Regions from separate parts of the Homo sapiens genome. Here regions 2 and 3 are each linked to region 1. A link is a contact called in ENCODE Hi-C or POLR2A ChIA-PET data. All regions are on one chromosome and are shown on one strand. The core of a region is the stretch at or near the end of the contact, and the rest is flanking DNA. Distances in the headings are between cores, read along the strand shown. Region 1 overlaps NID1 (nidogen 1). Region 2 holds the start of HEATR1 (HEAT repeat containing 1). Region 3 holds the start of LGALS8-AS1 (LGALS8 antisense RNA 1).

What was found. Hi-C counts contacts between places; a loop is a spot of excess contacts on that map. ChIA-PET counts read pairs that join two places held with the same protein, here RNA polymerase II (POLR2A). Pooled maps may share reads with other maps.
Region 2: a map of naive thymus-derived CD4-positive, alpha-beta T cell shows a loop between it and region 1 (10-fold over the local background). The contact joins the promoter of HEATR1 here to the enhancer-like site in region 1. A Hi-C loop is called at or near these places in 2 of 168 maps with a recorded cell type or tissue (heart right ventricle and naive thymus-derived CD4-positive, alpha-beta T cell) and 8 of 50 pooled maps. POLR2A ChIA-PET finds 5 or more read pairs at or near these places in 2 of 52 experiments (Caco-2 and activated naive CD4-positive, alpha-beta T cell).
Region 3: a map of naive thymus-derived CD4-positive, alpha-beta T cell shows a loop between it and region 1 (4-fold over the local background). The contact joins the promoter of LGALS8-AS1 here to the enhancer-like site in region 1. A Hi-C loop is called at or near these places in 2 of 168 maps with a recorded cell type or tissue (endothelial cell of umbilical vein and naive thymus-derived CD4-positive, alpha-beta T cell), 2 of 37 single-sample maps with no recorded cell type and 11 of 50 pooled maps. POLR2A ChIA-PET finds 5 or more read pairs at or near these places in 3 of 52 experiments (OCI-LY7, Panc1 and WTC11).

What each region holds. Positions count from the first base shown.
Region 1 is chr1:235,998,147-236,001,037 of GRCh38, forward strand. All of the region lies in intron 12 of NID1 (nidogen 1), which reads right to left. Among named protein-coding and RNA genes, the nearest start is that of LINC02768, 27 kb to the left of the region's middle. RefSeq lists enhancers at 1,080-2,279, 1,181-1,230, 1,271-1,340. Within about 2 kb of position 1,390, at least 13 of the 41 ENCODE cell types and tissues checked have a DNase peak (open chromatin) inside an H3K27ac peak, as active enhancers do; they include endothelial cell of umbilical vein and heart right ventricle, where a contact is called at or near this core.
Region 2 is chr1:236,603,140-236,606,030 of GRCh38, forward strand. HEATR1 (HEAT repeat containing 1) reads right to left here and starts at 1,377. Exons shown (of 45, transcript NM_018072.6): 1 at 1,283-1,377; 2 at 815-988; 3 at 21-237. The coding sequence starts at 956. RefSeq lists an enhancer at 1,318-1,577.
Region 3 is chr1:236,523,102-236,525,992 of GRCh38, forward strand. LGALS8-AS1 (LGALS8 antisense RNA 1) reads right to left here and starts at 1,407. Exons shown (of 1, transcript NR_034040.1): 1 at 1-1,407. It overlaps LGALS8 (galectin 8), which reads left to right and starts at 881. Exons shown (of 10, transcript NM_201544.4): 1 at 881-960; 2 at 2,867-2,891. RefSeq lists a silencer at 1,174-1,223.

The DNA of each region.
Region 1 (2,891 bases), core at 140-2,639:
TGAATATTTGAAGTACCTTTGTCTGTGTTGCCAGTTCTCATGTTGGTTTGCTTAACGTGGTTGCTCCCTTGGTGAGAAGCAGTTAGCATGCCAGAAAAGTATTTGTTGAACCCAGCAAGACAAAACCATGCATGCTTTTCTTTTGTCCCAGAGGCTAATTAATATAAAAAACAAAACAAAACATTTGAAGTAGGAAGCACCAAACAAAGATACAAGCAAGCCATCTGGTTAGAATAAAAAATGTCTGGCTGGGCACGTTGGTTCACGCCTGTAATCCCAGCACTTTGGGAGGCCGAGGTGGGTGGATCACCTGAGGTCAGGAGTTTGAGACCAGCCTGGCCAACATGGAGAAACCCCGTCTGTACTAAAAGTACAAAAACTAGCTGGGTGTGGTGGCGGGTGCCTGTAATCCCAGCTACTCGGGAGGCTGAGGCTGGAGAATCATTTGAACCCAGGAGGCAGAGGTTGCAGTGAGCCAAGATTGTGACATTGCACTCCAGCCTGGACGACAAGAGCAAAACTCTGTCTCAAAAAAAAAAAATCTGGTTTTGTTCACTCTTGAATGTAAAACGTGTTTACTTCCACAAAATTTTACGTTGGCATAGGGTTTTAGAGTTTTCATATAAGCTGTTTCCATTCACAGATATGTTTCATTTGATTCTCATTGCAATCCTATGTGATAAGCAACTGCAGTTTTTACACCAAATGAGAAAACTGAAACTCAGAGAAGTTGAGACTCCTTCAGGCCACAGCACTGGTTGGTGGCTCAGAGACTCCTTCAGGCCACAGCACTGGTTGGTGGCTCAGTTCTAACGAGAACCTAGGTCTCTGGGTTTGTGGTCTAGCCCCGCCCTTCTGGTCTGGCATCTGGCGTCCACATTGCCAGTGCTTAGACGGCTCCCTCACATTGAACCTGTTACGACAACAGCGATGTACACACAGTACCTTAGCTCATTCACCAAAATTACCTGTGCATCCAGAGCCCCATTTTCCTACCAATCACATCTGCATGTGGTGGTGCTTTTCCAGTTAGAAAACAAAACTGGTGTCCTGTGTGCTGTCAACCAAACAAAACTTTTCATGCAGTAAGCGTTGTTCCATTTTATGTGGCCGACAGAGTTGTGTTAACAAAGTATTTGGTCAGCATAGAAAATCTCAAGGGCTCTAGAATTTACAGTGGAACTTTGAAGTACTGTATCTTGAACTTGTAAAAAGGAGGGGGAACCTCAACTGTACTCAGGAAATAGAATCTCAAGTGAGTTTATAAAAAGCTGTGATCTCGGTGGACTTTCTGGGCCAGCAGACAGTGGGAGCAGCCCAGGGGCTCTAGGGAGAGTCCCCTGCTGAGTGTCCCTGGCCCCCATGGGAAACTTTCCATTAAAGGCCTGGTGGATGGGGTGGGGGTAGTGGGGATGCTAAAGACGCATTTCCTGAGCTTGTTTCTGGTTGATACATTGATGACTCAGACAAGCGTCTTCTTACTCATCTAGTTCGAGCTGCTAGGGAAGAAAGCATTCAAGACCTGATACTTATCTGAGGAGTGGCAGGAAGTCTGGGGTGACTTTTCTCAAGGTGGGGGGACAAAGAGAATGAGAGGAAAATGAAACAGAGTGTAAACCAAAAATAAAATTCCAAGTCCGCCTACCATCGGAATGGACCCCTCCTCTCAGCCGAGGGCATTCCAAAGTCAACCTATGAAACTACTTCAGGCCATGAGAGGAAGGGGAGGGTTGGCCACGTCTCATTACCATTAACATCAACATGGACCTTAAGACTGAAAGAACAGGCCGGGCCCTGTGGCTCTCGCCTGTAATCCCAGCGCTTTGGGAGGCTGAGGCGGGTGGATCACTTGAGGTCAGGAGTTTGAGACCAGCCTGGCCAATGTGGTGAGACCCCATCTCTACTAAAAATACAAAAATTAGCTGGGCGTGGTGATGGGCGCCTGTAATCCTAGCTATTTGGGAGGCTGAGGCACGAGAATCTCTTGAACCCAGGGAGTGGAGGTTGCAGTGAGCTGAGATTGCGCCACTGCACTCCAGCCTGGGTGACAGAGCGAGACTCTATCTCAATTAAAACAACAACAACAACAACAGCAACAACAAAACCTGGCAGAACAGACTCTTTAAGTCTGATAAGAAACATCTACAATCTGTTCTCTCTGAAGCCGCCTACCTGGAGGCTTCATCTGCATGACTAAACCTTGGTCTCCACAAGCCCTTATCATAACCCAGACATTCCTTTCTATTGGTTCCAGGTTTTTAGATAATAACTCAACCAATTGACAATCAGAAAATCTTTGAATCTGCCTATGACCTGGAAGCTCTCCCTCCTACACTTGGCTCCCAGTTGTCCCACCTTTCTGGACCAAACCAACATACATCTTACCTGTATTGATTGATGTCTTATGTCTCCCTAAGATCTATAAAACCAAGCTGTAGCCTGACCACCTTGGGCATACGACATCAGGACCTCCTGAGGCTGTGTCACAGGCATCTCCTTAACTTGGGCAAAATAAATTGTTAAATTGATTGAGACCTGTCTCAGATACTTTTTGGTTTACAAGAAGGAGAACTAAGAAGAAAGTACATTCTTGACCTTGGATTTGCATTCCATTCCCTTGCTTGATTAAATTGGTTTCTCTGTGTTCATTCAAATAAATGACAATTGTAGCCTCTCATATACTCAATAGAGTGGAGAGAGGGGAGGTGCTCACAGATGTCAAGACTCTCTGGAAAGAGACGACATGCAACCGTGGGAGAACCCATGGGCTACTCAGAATGGAACTTGTTTGGGAAGGTGCTATTTATTCAGCATCTTCCTGCACAGAGTCCACGCCCCACTACAGAGGCAGCTACTCCCAGGGCCTACACGGGTTCTGAGCATGCACCTCT
Region 2 (2,891 bases), core at 127-2,626, 600 kb after region 1:
TCTGTAATTCTATTAGCTACCTGTGAATCAACCACTCCAGACACTTCTGTGCTGGCTTAAGCAGGAAGTAAGGCGACAAGTGAATAAGGAATAATGAAATGTTTTCATCCAACTGTTTGTTTACTGCTTTGGTCTGAACACTTCGCTCCAAGGTTTTTGCTAGCTGACTGAACAACGGTGCTTCAAACTGCTCAAAGGAAGGATCAATTCCAAGCAACTCTTCCAGGCCAGTACATCCTAAATTTCAAAAAAGGCCAGTTTATTTAACAATTCTTCGTAAGCAAATTCATCCCACCCCTCTTTTACAGTTTTACTTACCCCTAAGAAGTTTCTGAATTCTTTAAGTACATATAATTTATAATACAGTCCCAAACACTGATTTCTAGTTTTCAACTTTTAGAGTAAATCCTATCTCATCTACTAGAACAGAAAGTACTTCGTGGCAGGGAACACTTTTTTTTTTTTTTTTTTGGATATCCCCTACAATAACTAGGCCAGTCCTCTGAGAGGACTTCTCCGTCACCCCAGTCACTGCCTCCATCCCCCTTTTAGCTGTTCTTCTCTTTGACATATTAGTTGACCTCTCTAATTTTGTTTCTTCATCTGTGAAATCCAGATACCTCTACTCATAAACATTTCAAGCACCAAGCACCTGACTGTTATGTTCTCTTTCCCTTAAAAATATACATCAACATGCTAGAAACTGCTAAGGAAGAGGACGGGACAGAAGAGAAAACAAGGGGAAAAAAAAAAAACAGTAACATCCAGAAAACAAACGCTTCCAAGAGCTTTTCTAAGTTAAAAGATGGCTCACCAATGGCGAAGGCGGTGTCCCTGTCGATTGTGGCCGCTTCCTTAGGGTCAAATAACAAAGAAGCAACTTCATCTCTAGATAAGAGGCTGGCATCACTTTGAGGGAGGGCGAGTCGTTGCAGCTGCTGGGCTAAGGACGTCATCTTTCACGCCAGCGGAGTTTTAATGACACGGGCTAAAAAAACGTAAGCACTTTGATAAGTTTCTACGAAATTATAAGGCGCCTCGTAAACAAACAATTCTCTTCTGCACTCAGCACCGTCATGGACACACAACGCGGGTGTCCTGAGATTTGTGGACCCCGGAGATGCAAAGACGATGGCAGCAGCGTTAACAACTAATTACAGTAGCGGCGACCGCGCCAAGGCTTTCCTTCAACCCTGATTCCGCAGATATCCGGAAAACTCTTACCCTCCCTCGATATGCCGCCCCCATCCGCAGCCACATCAAGCGGCTCTGTGCCGCTTACCTGGAACTGGGAATTTGGGTATATCTTGGAAGGCAACAACTCTTCACAGCGCTTCCCACATGGTACCAAGGAGCCCAACCCTCACCCGGAAACCTAAGGCATGCTGTAGAGCAACTTCCTGCTGCAGGCGCTACGGCAAGTGAAGAGGTTCAAGCTTGCCGGGAATGCGACGAGACAGCTCCGCCTCCCGAGACGAAAGCCCGCCCCTCAGCCCGCCGGACTCAGGCTCAAGTCTGAGCTTCGCCTCTGTAGCTCCGGTTTAGCGGTCTGCTCTGCGGCTTGTGTCTGAAGCTTTCGGTCTCTGGATGGGCCTTCTGTGGGCTTTAAGGATCCGTAGCCAGAATCATTCATTCAGTAGTGATCCAGCCTTTACTAGGTGCCAGCAGCACCGCGTAGTGTTGAAAGCTATGGGTTGTGAAGTCACGTGGTTTGGGTTCAAATCCTGGCGCTGGCGCCTGTCGGCCGGGTTAACGCCACCAAATTATTTCATCTCTCCGAGCTTGTTACTCACTCTACAAAGTGGGAAGAGGCCGAGATTGTCGTGAAAGGAGCTTCTGCTCCTAGTGCAAACCGATCTATAAATGCTGGACTCCACCGCCCCAGAGCTTGGGGGAGATCTTGTCACTCCTCTATGTTTCCATTCCCGAGGGGTAAATGGCATATATTTTTTTCTTTCAAAACGAATCATAGTCAGGCGCGGCCTGTAATCCGAGCACTTTGGGAAGCTCAGGCGAGCTGATCACCTGAGGTCAGGAGTTCGGGACCAGCCTGGCCAACATAGCGAAACCCCGTCTCTACTAAAAATAAAAGAATTAGCCGGACGTGGTGGCGGGCGCCTGTAATCCCAGCTACTAGGAAAGCTGAGACAGAAGAATCGCTGGAACCCGGGAGTCGGAGGTTGCAGTGGGCCAAGATTGCACCACTGCACTCCACAGAGCGAGACTGTCTCAATAAATAAATTAATCGAATCCTGTTGAGGTATAATTTACAAACAATGGTTACACCCACGTCAGTGGAAGAGTTTGATGACTTTTAGCAAATGCATGTATAGGTGTAATGACCTCCCCAGTCAAAATGACAGTTTCCATCGCCCCTAAAAATTGTCTCTTGCCTGTTTGCGAAGATTCCCGCAACCACTGGTCTTGGCCTCACTACAGATAGTGTTGCGGAAGAGTATCCTTATGTATGAATATAGCTAATCTGTTTCCAAAACACCGGTATGCGCTAGAACTAGGATGAACTGACGTCTTCCAGACGAAGGAGTGAGATCTGATGCTCTGTCTTTTCTGGATGCATTAATTTCTCTGAAGAGCTCTGCGGGGCCAGGGGGTCAAGTCTTTCTGTAACCGTCTTCCCTGGAGAATGTCAGAAACACAGCTACAAATTTGGAGGCCCTGGTTGTCTATACCTCATGCAGATTCTCTCCCATTTACAAACAGAATCTTTTGTTGTTGGTTTGCTTTAAAAGCATTTAAAACAACCAAATATTTTCTTCAGTTATTAGTATTTCTACTGACTGTTAATAATCTTCTTTTCATGTGGTGTTGAGTGCCTTGCAGAGAATAACATGAAAATTCTAGTAGTACCTATTTCATTCTTACAAACATAT
Region 3 (2,891 bases), core at 157-2,656, 520 kb after region 1:
ATTTGTATTTCTGGCTGGTGTGTTTACAGCCAATAGGTCAAACTATCAGTCAGTGTAGGGCCCTGAGAAGTCGGGTATTTAAGAGCATCTAATAGGCACAGAATTGTGCTCCATACTGCTTAAACTGTTCCCTAAGTGTCCAATTTGGAGAAAACACCCACACGCAGGATAACTGGCGAGTGACGCGGAGTGGCTGCGAGTCCAAGTTATCACTAACGGATGGGGAGCTTGGGCTGGGCACAGTCCAGCGTACTGAACCCTTCCCCCACCGTTTCACCTGCATACAGAGGTGTGTACTGTCAAAAAGCAGCGCCTCCAAGTCTCTTCTGGCACTGTCTGGACTTGGATCCGAGGCAGACGAGGAAGCTGAGAAAACCCTGGCGTTGACCCCGTGGACCTGGGCGCCCCGGGAAGGCCAGCGCTTGGTCCAGGCAGGCGGGGCCTGTGCGGTGACCACCCTGGTCCTGAAAAGTCCCAGCCCCGAGCGCCCTCCCTCCTAGACCTGGAGGCCTGGAACAGCCAGGTGGACGTCGGCCCACCTTTCTTTTCTTTCCTTCCCATTTTCCTACCACCTCCCACCCCACTCCGCCTTCCGGGCAAAGGCAGCCAGATCCACCCAGGACACATTCTTTGTCCTTATCCCTCTGTGCTCGTCCCACAGCAAGCCAGTCGCGGTCCAAGGCTCCAGAGGCTGTGCAGGAGGCCGAGCTGGGTGGCGATCAGCGGCGGGTCCCTGTCCAAAACCCAGCAGAGCCGCCAGGGACGCCCCAGACACAGAAGGCGGGGCGCGGGGAGGGTGGGGAGACCACAGCAGTGAGGCGCGCGAGCCGGGAAGTGAACGAGGACTGACTCCTGTCGCTTCCCGTAGCCGCCCACGGACGCCAGAGCCGGGAACCCTGACGGCACTTAGCTGCTGACAAACAACCTGCTCCGTGGAGCGCCTGAAACACCAGTCTTTGGGTGAGTCGCGCGACCCCCGGCCTCGGGTGGCGGGGCAGTCGCTAGAGGCGTGGCTGCTCTGAGGGTCTCGCCAGTGGAGGATGGCATTCGGATGTCACGGCTCCTAAATCACCATTTGATGGGTGGGACAGTGTCCAGTCCACCCCGACCCGCCGGTCCTCACCGCGGCAGAGCCGGGGCTGGGTGGCGGGGACGCTGCCTCTGCAGGCGAGGCGCTCCGGGGCATAAGGGATTATCAGGAGTCGCGGCCTTTCTTGGACATCCCTGGCTGGGGTCAGGCTGTTTGCCCTGGGGTGTCTCCTCGCTGCAAACCCACCCCACCTGGGCTGCTTTCTCACCTGTTCCCTCCTAGCCTGAGGCCGAGCGCCACCTCCAAGTGGAGGAATCTGGGGAAGTTTCCTTCCCGGAATTTGTAGTGACAGTGGAGTGACCTCCATTGCGTTCCCTGCCTCTAACACGCTCTTTAGGATGCCGAGTCATTTGACTGCAGTGTTAAACATTGCAAAGCGCAAGTCATGTGACTTCCTTTGACCGTACGTGAAACTTAAGTGATGGCTGCTTGTGATGCATACGAAGTGTTCATGCTGGCGGGACCTGTCCCTGGGGATACTTCGGGGGTTGCGTGATTTAATGCAAGCAGATGGCTTAAATTGGGTCACTGGCTTGTTATTATACATGTGTATGGCAACTCGGCATCCATTCTTTTTGCTCTTGTTCTTACTTCCTGAATTGAGTCACGGAGCCAGAGTTTTGAGGTTTTGACTAACGAATTAAGTTAATGACATGGGGCTATATTTAGGTGGTAAACCAAGAGGGATACAGTTTTTTTTCTTAATAAAGAAAAAGTGATAGATTTGATCGGTGTGTATTGTTGGTGTGCAGTATAATGACAGAATTGCTGGAAGTAAAATACAGGAAGCTCTGGTTTCATTTCCCCTTTAGTTCTGCTTAAAGTCGAGTTTTTCCTGGAGCTATTAAATGTAGTGTAGTGTCCATGAGTGCTTTTATCTTAAAAAATGTGGCTGATGCTTTCCAACACTCCCCTGCCCTGTGATTATTATTTTTTTAAGCAACAGAGAAAACCGTATCTTAATAGTATTAAAAGTATTGGATTTTTCCCTACTTTGATTTGTTTAAATTGGAGGAGGAAGAGCAATTCTTTCTATTCACAATAATAATAGCTAACATAGCGCTTACTCTTTCGCTGTTTTATTAACTCAATCCTCAGAACAAACCAATGATGTGAATACTGTAATTCTCATTTTATGGAAATGAAAATCTAAATGAATACCTCTGGTAATTGTACGGGACTGTTTGATTAGTATTTACCATTAATTAATTAAATTTTTTTTTTTTTTTGAGATGGAGTCTCGTTCTGTTGCCCAGGCTGGAGTGCAGTGGCACAATCTCGGCTCACTTCAACCTCCGTCTCCCAGGTTCAAGCAATTCTCCTGTCTCAGCCTCCTGAGTAGCTGGGACTACAGGTGCATGCCACTACGTCTGGCTAATTTTTGTATTTTTAGTAGGGATGGGATTTCACCATATTGGTCAGGCTGGTCTCTAACTCCTGAACCTCAGGTGATCCACCCGCCTTGGCCTCCCAAAGTGCTGGGATTACAGGTGTGAGCCACCATGCCTGGCCTATTTTAGTATTTTTAATAATAAATTCCATGTTAGAAATTTTCTACTGATGTATTTTTTAAGTCAATATTTCCTACACTCACAATCCAAAATTATTTAGTATATGAGCACACTGGTAAGAATGGGAGGCAGATCGTTGATTGTAATAATATTCTATTATTTGGTAAATATCAGTAACATAATATATAATTTAAATTTTAAAATAGGATATGAAGAAAAATGCTACATGCTTACTTTTCTTTTCCTCTATTTTTACTTTACACAGGGCCAGTGCCTCAGTTTCAATCCAG